Linked DNA regions of Mus musculus: region 1 is linked to region 2. Evidence: chromatin contacts called from ENCODE Hi-C or POLR2A ChIA-PET data. All regions are on one chromosome and are shown on one strand. The core of a region is the stretch at or near the end of the contact, and the rest is flanking DNA. Distances in the headings are between cores, read along the strand shown. Region 1 overlaps Cacna2d3 (calcium channel, voltage-dependent, alpha2/delta subunit 3). Region 2 overlaps Cacna2d3 (calcium channel, voltage-dependent, alpha2/delta subunit 3).

Evidence for each region. A loop is a pair of places that touch in the nucleus more often than their neighbours do. ChIA-PET counts read pairs that join two places held with the same protein, here RNA polymerase II (POLR2A).
Region 1: a map of gastrocnemius shows a loop between it and region 2 (12-fold over the local background). The contact joins two enhancer-like sites. A Hi-C loop is called at or near these places in 1 of 37 maps with a recorded cell type or tissue (gastrocnemius). POLR2A ChIA-PET finds 5 or more read pairs at or near these places in 1 of 5 experiments (Patski).

What each region holds. Positions count from the first base shown.
Region 1 is chr14:29,226,957-29,232,470 of GRCm38, reverse strand. All of the region lies in intron 11 of Cacna2d3 (calcium channel, voltage-dependent, alpha2/delta subunit 3), which reads left to right. Among named protein-coding and RNA genes, the nearest start is that of Lrtm1, 210 kb to the right of the region's middle. Within about 2 kb of position 2,912, at least 1 of the 3 ENCODE cell types and tissues checked has a DNase peak (open chromatin) inside an H3K27ac peak, as active enhancers do; it is gastrocnemius, where a contact is called at or near this core.
Region 2 is chr14:29,175,718-29,181,310 of GRCm38, reverse strand. All of the region lies in intron 12 of Cacna2d3 (calcium channel, voltage-dependent, alpha2/delta subunit 3), which reads left to right. Among named protein-coding and RNA genes, the nearest start is that of Lrtm1, 160 kb to the right of the region's middle. Within about 2 kb of position 2,360, at least 2 of the 3 ENCODE cell types and tissues checked have a DNase peak (open chromatin) inside an H3K27ac peak, as active enhancers do; they include gastrocnemius, where a contact is called at or near this core.

The DNA of each region.
Region 1 (5,514 bases), core at 1,663-4,162, 51 kb before region 2:
AGTCAAAGTTGAATAGTAGCATGTTCCTGTTTGGTGTCTTGAAGCTCCACCATTATAATTAGATAAAATTTTAGCTTCAACTGTAGCTGCTGACAGCTGTAAGGTCACAAACAATTCTTGGTGCATCTGTGATTCAGGCCAATATTTCCTTCAGTCGCCCACTTGAGAGGGCTCCCATAGCCTTCATGTGTCATCTGGAGTGTGTCTGGCAAGCCAACTAGCCAGGGAGACATTCCACATGGCCAGGGAAGAGGCTGTCTGACCCTGCACTGACTTCAGGGGAGTTTTCAAACGCCTTGGGGAGCTGGCACTACATATGAACAGTGCTGACATCCTTCATCCCCTGATTCTGTGATCCCTGCTGTTTATTTCTCTGGACCTGGCAGGTGCCTTAGTAAGACTGTTGCTTCCAGGGTATACAACACCAGTGGTCACTTGTATAGGATCTCACCACTAGGAAAGTATTCATCATTGGGGTTGGAAATGTGCCAAGGGACAATTGGGCTCAGTTCAGACAACTGCCCTTTGCATGTGTCTTGCCAATGGATGCCTTTGTGTCCTTCACACCCCATATTACTTAGCAAGGTTTTTTAACTTTTGCTTTGATTTCAGGGTTTTAATTTTTGTTCCAGGTCATCAAAGACACTGTCTATATCACAAGTTTAAATTCTCTAGATAACATTAAAGAAAAGATTAATTTAGTTTTCTTTTATGTGCATGTTTGTCTACATACATGTATATCCACTATGTCCATGCAGCACCTATGGAGACCATAAGAGGGCATCTGTTTCCTTAGAACTGTAGTTACAGATAGTTGTGAGCCATGTGTAGATTTTATGAACCATACTCAGATTCTCTTTAGGAGCAACAAGTGTTTTTAGTTGATGAGCCAGCTCCTCCAGAGGAAACTTTAAATGATGCTCCAGTGAGACAGTCCCTCGAGTTAAGCAGCATTATGATGATAGAGGCTGACACAGAGTTCCTCTGTTCTGGAAGCCCAGTGGCAGTAAGAATGTCCTGTGGCTCTACTCAGATCCCATCAGCCTTGCTGTCTTCCTTGTGGCCCTGGGATCAGTTCCAGGCATCTGCATATTCAGTCTATTCATGAAGAGACTCCCAAGGTGAGTATCTCATCTAGAGCAGAACTTGAGCCCCACTGCAGTGGAGAGCCTTCACTAGGCTAGCACTCCCAAGAATGGTTTTATCGGTCACTGACAATCAAGAAGTTTTTGAGTTAAAACAGTCTTCCCTGCTCCCAACACCCAGTGTGTCTCCCATGCCCCTCAGACTCCTAGATGTTTCACATTGGAATATATGTGGTTCTTCTACTTCCTGCTTAGAAAAGGCCTCTGAGAAAGGATGTAAGTCAAGTGTTGGCTTGGATGCTGAGTGTCTGGAGAAGTAATGTCTGGCTGTAGGGATGAACTGCTGGAATCCTCAGAGGTCAGCAGTGTTTTCTTCTTTGTCTCACCATAATTTCTGTCACACAGTGTGAGGGTGCAGCCTGATTAATGACTCACTCCTTTCTCATCTCTTCACCTGGCCTGGGCTTTGCCTAGTGAAGCCAGACCTGCGAGTAATAATGACCTTAACAAGTGACTAGGTGCTGCATGGGGGGGGGGGTGTTGATGTCTTGAAATCATCTGTGACTTCCACCAAGACTCCCAGAGCAATAAGAATTCTACTTTCTAGGGTTGAGGAGAAACTGCTTGCTGTGCAAGGGTGAGAACCAGAGCACAGATCTACAAAACCCACAGAAAAGGCAGATGTGTGTGAGAGCCTGTCTGCAGTCCCAGTACATGGAGGCTGGGGTATGGAATTCATAAAGCAAACTGGCTAGCCACACTATTTCAAACATCTGGCTCTCCAGTTAGTGAAAGACACTACTTCAATACTCTTCAAAGTCAACAGAGGAACCCCAGGTCTTCACACACACACACACACACACACACACACACACACACACACACGCCCATCAAATATGCAAAAACAAAGTTATCTGTATTTCATATGGCAGGTCCAGCAAGAAGATTCTTCGTTGCCCTTGTTCTTGAGGAATGATAACTTCTAATCCTCCCAGCCCAGAGATTCCAGTGTATAGAGAGGAACATGCATCTGGCCCTTGTGGGAAACTAAGGAACCCAGCACTGTAACCCATGCTCCTGGCTCTTCCAGGATCTTCTCCTCCATCCTGGCTACAAGGTGCCCCTCACTGTTGTGGTCTGGAAGGGAGTGAAGCCCTGTGCACACTTAACTTATTCTTCATGCATTCCAGGAAGAGGGAACCAGAGCTAAAAGACTGTAGGCAAGAGACTGCCAGGCTTCCTTGTTCCCTTCCCAGCATTCAAACCAGCCATTAATGAACGCCAAAGCCATTTCTGGGAAGTGTGTGTGTGTGTGTGTGTGTGTGTGTGTGTGTGTGTGTGTTGGCAGGGGTGTGGGGGTGGTGCACATCTTTTCTAAATATCCTTAAGATGGAGCAGTTAATTCCAGTTTTCTGTTTGCCAGATAGTTGTTCTTCTTTTTCCTCATTTTCCAGAGCCTCTTTCTGCCAGTGGGCATGGTGATCAGCCCTGTTGGCCTGTCATTCATTATTTTTTAAAATTACACTCAACATGTTATCATAGCAGCACTTTGCACAAACAGAAAATCAAGTTTACTGTCCCTTTCTGGAGCCCTCTGTCACTATCATTTTGCTCTCTCCCCTTACTTGCATTTAAAGTAATCAACGGCACACAGTCCAAATAAGAATATTTTCAAGCTATTGTCAGATCCTAGTGACAAATCGATTACTCGCGGTTGCTTCCCAGGAAACTGCCTGTGGATATAGAATGCAATGGCATCCACAGCAGATTTGTAACCGAGGAAGAGTCTCGGGAATGTGGATGGCAAATTGCAGGGAGTGAGGTAGGCCATCAGGAGCTGGGAGGCAGCAGGGAGACTCGCTGACATGCAGGGACAGTGTTGTTTGCTTAGAAGACGAGCCACAATTCCGTTCTGCTTTGAACTCTTTCAAAAGAGCTGGCTTCCAGACAAAGGGAAATGCAATACAGCTAGGGTTGTCTGTTTTCATAAACTTTCAACTTGCTTTTGTTGCCAGTCCTGTTTTTAAAACCCGCCTTAGAAAAACATAAAGCATGCTTAATATTCTGCTCGGAACAATCTGATATTCATTGCGATATGTCTTGGGTCCCTATTGATTTTGAAGACACTGCACACAAATGCTTGACATTCGGGAGGGCAAAGTGAAGGATTAAAATGGAATGCCTCCTGCCTGCAATCGTCTTTGAAGAGGAGAGAATGTTCAAGTAAGCAGAATTCGCATAGTCAGAATAAAACATGACGAGAACATTTGCGGAAGGAGATGGAACGTGACTGGGGGAAATGTGAACAACACGGAAAGAATAACATTGGCCTGACTCTTTTCATCTTTTGTGAAGTGTTTTATACATTGATGCATGGTCAGTGGCCTTCAGATATAATTTTCTCCTACCGTGTGTATGTGTGTGTGTGTGTGTGTGTGTGTGTGTGTGTGTGTTGTCTCTCAAGGATGTCCATGTCTAGAGTAAGAGGATATTTGTGAATGTGGGTAAAAATGTGTACAAATTGCCAGTGACCATGCAAATATAGGCAGCTCAGCAGGGGTCTTAACTGACACAGAAGACTGTTGAAACCATAATGGCTTGTAGGCAAGAGGGCATAATTACTAGGTTGTTCTATGCTTATGGAGTGCTGACAGTCTGAGTCACTGGAAACCCAGAAGACTTGAACCTGCCTGAAATACTTCAGATGACAGAAGACAAAGGCACTTGGGCAGGACCAAACTCAAGGGTGTAAATACAGCAGCAATGGAAGGAACTTGTAGCTGGTGGCATCTGCTGCCACTTTAAACACTCTTCCTTCTTTGAGTCCCATGCTGGCCCATCTGAGAAAGGAATGTTTGGGAGACATTGCAGGTGGAATGAAACCAGAGAGGAGGAGAAGACTGGGCAGGAGCCTGGGGAAATGGAGGGGGAAGGGCTTGAGGACTTGGGACCCCAATTCTCCCTCATTTCAACCCAGGTCAAGAGATTCAAGCTCCTCCTCTAATGGGGTAGAGGGGCACCCTACTGGTATCTTATTTTTGTTCTGTTATTTTCTAAAGAGTTGGGTTTTTTTTTAATTATTATTTTTAAAATCTATGTTTTCACACACCTCTTTTCCTGTGAGTTCAGGAGCTTATGCTGTCCAGAGGCATCAGGTCCTCCAGAGCTGGAATCAGGCAACTATGAGTCCTTGAGAACTGAACGTGGGTCCGCTGCTAGATCAGTGCATATTTTTAGCCACTGAGCAATCTCTCTAGCCCCTTTACTATTTTGAGATCAGCTCTTATTACATTGTCCAGGCTTGACTCTACCTCCTGGAGTTGTGTGATCCCTCTGCCTCAGCTCTCACCCCCTCAGTTACTTGAGACTGCAGGTTTATGTCATCCTAGAGATTTTGCTAGATCTTCTGGCCCTTGAGCTCCTGGAATCTACCTGTCTCTGCCTTCTGTACATCTGACACCATGCCTGGCTCTTTTGTGGGTTCTAAAGATCTGAACTCATGCTAACACAGGAAGAACATTGACTACTAAGCAATCTCAGTAGCTCATCTAAGTAAATTAATTTAGTGACCCAGTGATGTGGGTCACTAATGGAACCAAAGATCTAACCCAGGTATATGATGATATTATTATGCTATTGATGACCCAAAAGAGCAGGCAGCAGGAAGCAACTGAGCCAAACTGATGAAGAAAACTGGGTTCTACTCATAGTTTTTTACTGGGTTCTTGTGACTTGCAAGAGAAATCAATTTGTCTATTAATGAAAATCACAAAATATAAAAATAAAAATTGCCTTCTGAACATTAAAAACCATTCCTGGACTTACAAGCTGTTTTAATTTTTCCTAACTGAGCTGTATATAACCCAATAAAAGAGGCCATTTGATGTTTACAAATGGGCCAGAAATAAATTACATGAGAAATTGTTTCAGGTTGTCATAGCCTGAAACTCATGACCTTTATGAAAACAAAAGGGCCTGAACCTGAGAGCCACACGTGAGCTTTCTTCTTCCTGTTCTCTCTCCTCCCGGCATACCTACCTGCTGTTCACAAAGATGTGTTGACATAATATATTATGGATAGGAACAACTTTGAAAGGGCTTTATAAACCTTTTTTGATTTTGCTGGTCAAGGTAGCACACACCTGGAATTCCCGTATTCTGTAAGGAAAGGCAGGAGAGTCATATGTTTGAAGATAGTTCAGACTGCTAGTGAGAACCCACCTCAAAAAATTCCACCACATCTTAGGTTGGACAAATTAACAAGGAGTATACATTATTTATCTACATGATACTTACTGTACCCACTTGGGACTAGAATACACCATGAAGACTTTTACAGGCTCAGTTAGCTGTGGTGTTGGTGGCACGGGGCTATTGTCCCAGGTACTGGGCAGGCTGAGACAAGGAAAGTTCATGAGTTCAGGGTTAG
Region 2 (5,593 bases), core at 1,111-3,610:
CCCTGCTTTGTGTCTGTGTGTGGTTTGAAATTGTCCACTCATACTGCTCCCTCCTACTGTACAACACGTACTACGCAGGAAACATGGAAGATCTGAGAACTTCTTCCCTGGATAATGACTAGCAAATCTAAAGGCTAGCTTCCAACCCCTCTTCCAGAAAAAGATTCTGTCACCCAGCCTGGGTCACTTTGTCATGCATGTTCAGAGGGAAGCTCACAGAGGGAAAATGCAGATCCCAAGGAGTAAAGGCGATTGATTGCTGGAGCCAGGTAAATAAGCCTGCTCTCATGATGCCTTTCATTTGGCGTTGTCTTTAATTCTCTGGTTCTATTTGGAATAGTCTTTAAAGCAAATATCAGTTTCCTTGCCTCCAAAAAAGGAAAAAAAATGCTTTGTGGCAGAGCTTGAATGCTTCCTTGAATCCCTGAAGTAACAAGTAGTACTATTGTTTTTGCTTATTGCTCAGCTTGCCTCACAAAAAGTGTGCATCATGACGCACATCCCAGGCCATGGTTCAGCGTTATCTCAGGAGCAGGTGTAGCAGGACTAGAGGAGGCCTGGGATAGGGGAATTAGGTAAACACCAGACTCCCTTTGACAGCAGAGGCCCTTCTGTATATCTTAGACCTTTGTTGACATTTGAAAAAGACTAAGTTATGCTTCCCAGTTTGTTTTTTTCTTTATTCTGTGGTCATGGGGAAAATTCCTTTCCTTTTTTCCCCTTTATTTCAATCCTTACCACACTAGATTGCAATTTTCCCGTTAGCTAGTAGATACTTGGGCATCATCATTGCCTTTGCCTCTCTGCTGTCCAGCTGACAAAAAGTCCTCAAATTGGAACCTTGTCTTAATCAACTAATATCATATCAAAATTTAGTTTTAGTTATCCTTTTTAAGAATCTTTGAATTTTTTTCATTTCTGATTTTTTTATTGGATATTTTCTTTATTTACATTTCAAATGTTATCCCATTTCCCGGTTTTCCCCCAGAAACCCTTTATCCCATCCCTCCCCCCCCCTGCTTCTGTGAGGGTGTTCCAGCACCCACCCACCCATTCCTGCTTCCCTGTCTTGGCATTCCCCTACACTGGGGCATTGAGCCTTCACAGGACCAAGGTCCTCTCCTCCTACTGATGCCTGACAAGGCCATCGTCTGCTACATATGCGGCTGGAGCCATGGGTCCCTCCATGTGTACTCTTTGGTTGGTGGTTTAGTTCCTGGGAGCTCTGGGGGATCTGGTTGGTTGATGTTGTTCTTCCTATGGAGTTGCAAACCCCTTCAGTTCCTTCAGTCCTTTCTCTAACTCCTCCACTGGGGATCCCGTGTTCAGTCCAATGGTTGGCTGCGAGCACCCACCTCTGTATTTGTCAGGCTCTGGCAGAGCCTCTCAAAAGACAAAGTCAGGACTTAGCTCAAGAATTTAGTCTGTAAGGTTTATAGGTTCAGAAAATCTGTGGATGTAAGGATAGCTGCTGGCCAGATTGTCAGTGAGATTCATTATGCACCCTTTGTTCCTGCCGGTTTTGCCTTCCTGATTTAGTTCTCCCTCTGATGGCTTTGGGGAACAGAATGTCACTGTCTGCCGTCTCTTCAAAGTCGCACTCACTATGACAGTGTCAGGTTCCGCTCCTCTGCACCCATGTAAACACTGGCTTCATGTTGGCGTCAGTCATGATCAAGGATTCATCTATGGTCATTAATTAAGTCTTTGTTTATGATCTTGGATTGGTACATGATGGAGGCAGCATAACATTTTCAGCTCAAGTGACACGACGTCCGAAGCCCTATCTACCCCCATGACATGGTTTTGCCCTGACGCAACTAAGTTCTTCCGTGAAATAAACTGTCAGCATCCAGGACTTGAGCAGACCGAGGAAAGGCCAAAGTGAAGCCTGCTGACAGGTTGAGCTGCCTGACCACAGAGTGACCCTGAGGGAGGGGAGGACGGGGAGGGCCATTATGCCATCCCTGGATCCCTGGCGCTCAACGACCCACCGTCCAGGCAGAAAGTCTTTCTTAGAAATCTGGTAGCCATGGAAACAGTTCATAGTCAGCCAGCCTCAGACACACGCCTGGGGAACATTCATGGGCCTTAGTTCTCTGCCTCCTTCAACAAGCTGGCAGAATCCAAAGAGACTTGGAACAGACTGGTTTGTTTCATTTTATACCTAAGTAGGGCCTGCCCTAAGGAATGCAACTCTAATGAAACAACGCAGCATGCCATTTTAAAGACATTAAAGCCATCCCTGCCATGAGAGACAGGCCAGGCAGTTTAAATGCCGTATTCACACCATTGCATAAACAAGTGAACTGGGACAGCAGCAAAGACAGTCGGCAAGTCCAGATATCCCACGAAGAGGCGATGACCTTTTCTAATGTGCAGCGTGCCAGCATTTGAAACGAGCGCTAGATGATTCCCCTTCGAAATCAGAGTTAATGGAGTGTTTCCCAGCTGTGCAAACACGGGCTTTGCTCAGTGTTGGAGTTCTCAACCTATCAGTCATCATGTGCTCCAAAGGAAATGCCTTGTGTGTCTCTCCCAGTTGTGTGTTTAGCTTATCCCTTTCTGAGGGGTTAAAGGTTCTTCTCTCCTTGTTTGAAATGGAACTGGTAGCCTAAGCCATCCAGGGAAGTCCAGTCACTGACCTTTACCAAGAATTAATTCGTAATCTCACTGCCCTTTCCAATTGTTACGCGATCCCAAAGATGCTTCACCCTTCTGAGATGAGATGAGATGAGATGAGATGAGATGAGATGAGATGAGATGAGACGAGACGAATGGTTCTGGGCTTGGGCAGAAGAAAAGGCAGAGTTAAACTTTGTTGGTTAAACCAAGGATTTGAAGATTTGCATGTGATTCAGACAAAGATCACCATGTGGCTATTGCTCATAGCAATCGGAGATTACTGATTGTATTGTGTACCAGGTAGGGCACACAGTAATTACATGACACATCTCTTTAAACCCTCAGAGAATTCCTAGGAGGTATGTGTTATAATTATCTCTATTTATAAAAGAGAGAACCCTAAATCTAGGCTCTCTGGCTTTCAGTTTGTCATCCTTAAAAGTCTGCATAATCTTTGGAAATATGTGAAGTAGCTAAATGCATGTGCATCACTTCAAGGGGAGACATAGTGAAGTCTGTTCACCTGAAATAGAGAGATGTTAGAAGAAACAGTTCCACCCATGTCCATTTAATGACTCAAAAAGCTCGATGGGGTTATTTAAAAAGGCATTTCCTATTGGAGAACTGCGTCCTTGAAAACTAATCTTTTCTCCTGGCCCAATACACATACACACAAACACACACACCATACAAACAAAAACATACCATACCACACACATATACACAAATATCATACATACAAAACGCATATATACCATACACATAAACACACAGAAATACATACCATATACACAAACACACACAGAGAAACACAGAAACACACACATATCCTACACATACAAATATACACGTATACAAACACATACACACCATGTGTAGCATGAAAACATATACCACTGGAGTCCCAACCCACAGCACAGCTAACTGAAAACCAAGGCCTTATGTAAGTCAGCACAGCAAATCTGCTTCTTGGTGTCAGAGATCATGTCACACCTGGGAAAATGGCTCCATCACAAAAACATTTCCCAACATTGTACTTGAAGTCCTAGCCAGAGCAATTAGACAACAAAAGGAGATCAAGGGGATACAAATTGGAAAGGAAGAAGTCAAAATATCACTTTTTGCAGATGATATGATAGTATATATAAGTGACCCTAAAAATTCCACCAGAGAACTCCTAAGCCTGATAAACAGCTTCAATGAAGTAGCCGGATATAAAATTAACTCAAACAAGTCAATGGCCTTTCTGTACACAAAGGATAAACAGGCTGAGAAAGAAATTAGGGAAACAACACCCTTCTCAATAGTCACAAATAATATAAAATACCTTGGCGTGACTCTAACTAAGGAAGTGAAAGATCTGTATGATAAGAACTTCAAGTCTCTGAAGAAAGAAATTAAAGGAGATCTCAGAAGATGGAAAGATCTCCCATGCTCATGGATTGGCAGGATCAACATTGTAAAAATGGCTATCTTGCCAAAAGCAATCTACAGATTCAATGCAATCCCCATCAAAATTCCAACTCAGTTCTTCAACGAATTAGAAAGGGCAATCGGCAGATTCATCTGGAATAACAAAATACCTAGGATAGCAAAAACTCTTCTCAAAGATAAAAGAACCTCTGGTGGAATCAACATGCCGGAACTAAAACTGTACTACAGAGCAATTGTGATAAAAACTGCATGGTACTGGTATAGTGACAGACAAGTAGACCAATGGAACAGAATTGAAGACCCAGAGATGAACCCACACACCTATGGTCACTTGATCTTTGACAAGGGAGCTAAAACCATCCAGTGGAAAAAAGACAGCATTTTCAACAAATGGTGCTGGCACAACTGGCGGTTATCATGTAGAAGAATGCGAATTGATCCATTTCTATCTCCTTGTACTAAGGTCAAATCTAAGTGGATTAAGGAACTCCACATAAAACCAGAGACACTGAAACTTATAGAGGAGAAAGTAGGGAAAAGCCTCGAAGATATGGGTACAGGGGAAAAATTTCTGAATAGAACAGCAATGGCTTGTGCTGTAAGATCAAGAATCGATAAATGGGATCTCATAAAATTGCAAAGCTTCTGCAAAGCAAAAGACACCGTCAATAAGACAAAAAGGCCACCAACAGATTGGGAAAGGACCTTTACCATAGGGGACTAATATCCAATATATATAAAGAACTCAAGAAGGTGGACTCCAGAAAATCAAATAACCCCATTAAAAATGGGGCTCAGAGCTGAACAAAGAATTCTCACCTGAGGAGTACCGAATGGCTGAGAAGCACCTGAAAAAATGTTCAACATCCTTAATCATCAGGGAAATGCAAATCAAAACAACCCTGAGATTCCACTTCACTCCAGTCAGAATAGCTAAGATCAAAAACTCAGGTGACAGCAGATGCTGGCAAGGATGTGGAGAAAGAGGAACACTCCTCCATTGTTGGTGGGATTGCAAGCTTGTACAACCACTCTGAAAATCAGTCTGGCGGTTCCTCAGAAAATTGGACATAGTACTACCAAGGATCCCACAATACCTCTCCTGGGCATATATCCAGAAGATGTCCCAACCGGTAAGAAGGACACATGCTCCACTATGTTCATAGCAGCCTTATTTATAATAGCCAGAAGCTGGAACGAACCCAGATGCCCCTCAACAGAGGAATGGATACAGAAAATGTGGTACATTTACACAATGGAATACTACTCAGCTATTAAAAAAATGAATTTATGAAATTCCTAGGCAAATGGATGGACCTGGAGGGCATCATCCTGAGTGAGGTAACCCAATCACAAAGGAACTCGCACAATATGTACTCACTGATAAGTGGATATTAGCCCAGTAACTTAGGATACCCAAGATATAAGATACAACTTGCTAAACGCATGAAATTCAAGAAGAAGGAAGACCAAAGTGTGGACACTTTACCCCTTCCTAGAAATGGGAACAAAACACCCATGGAAGGAGTTACAG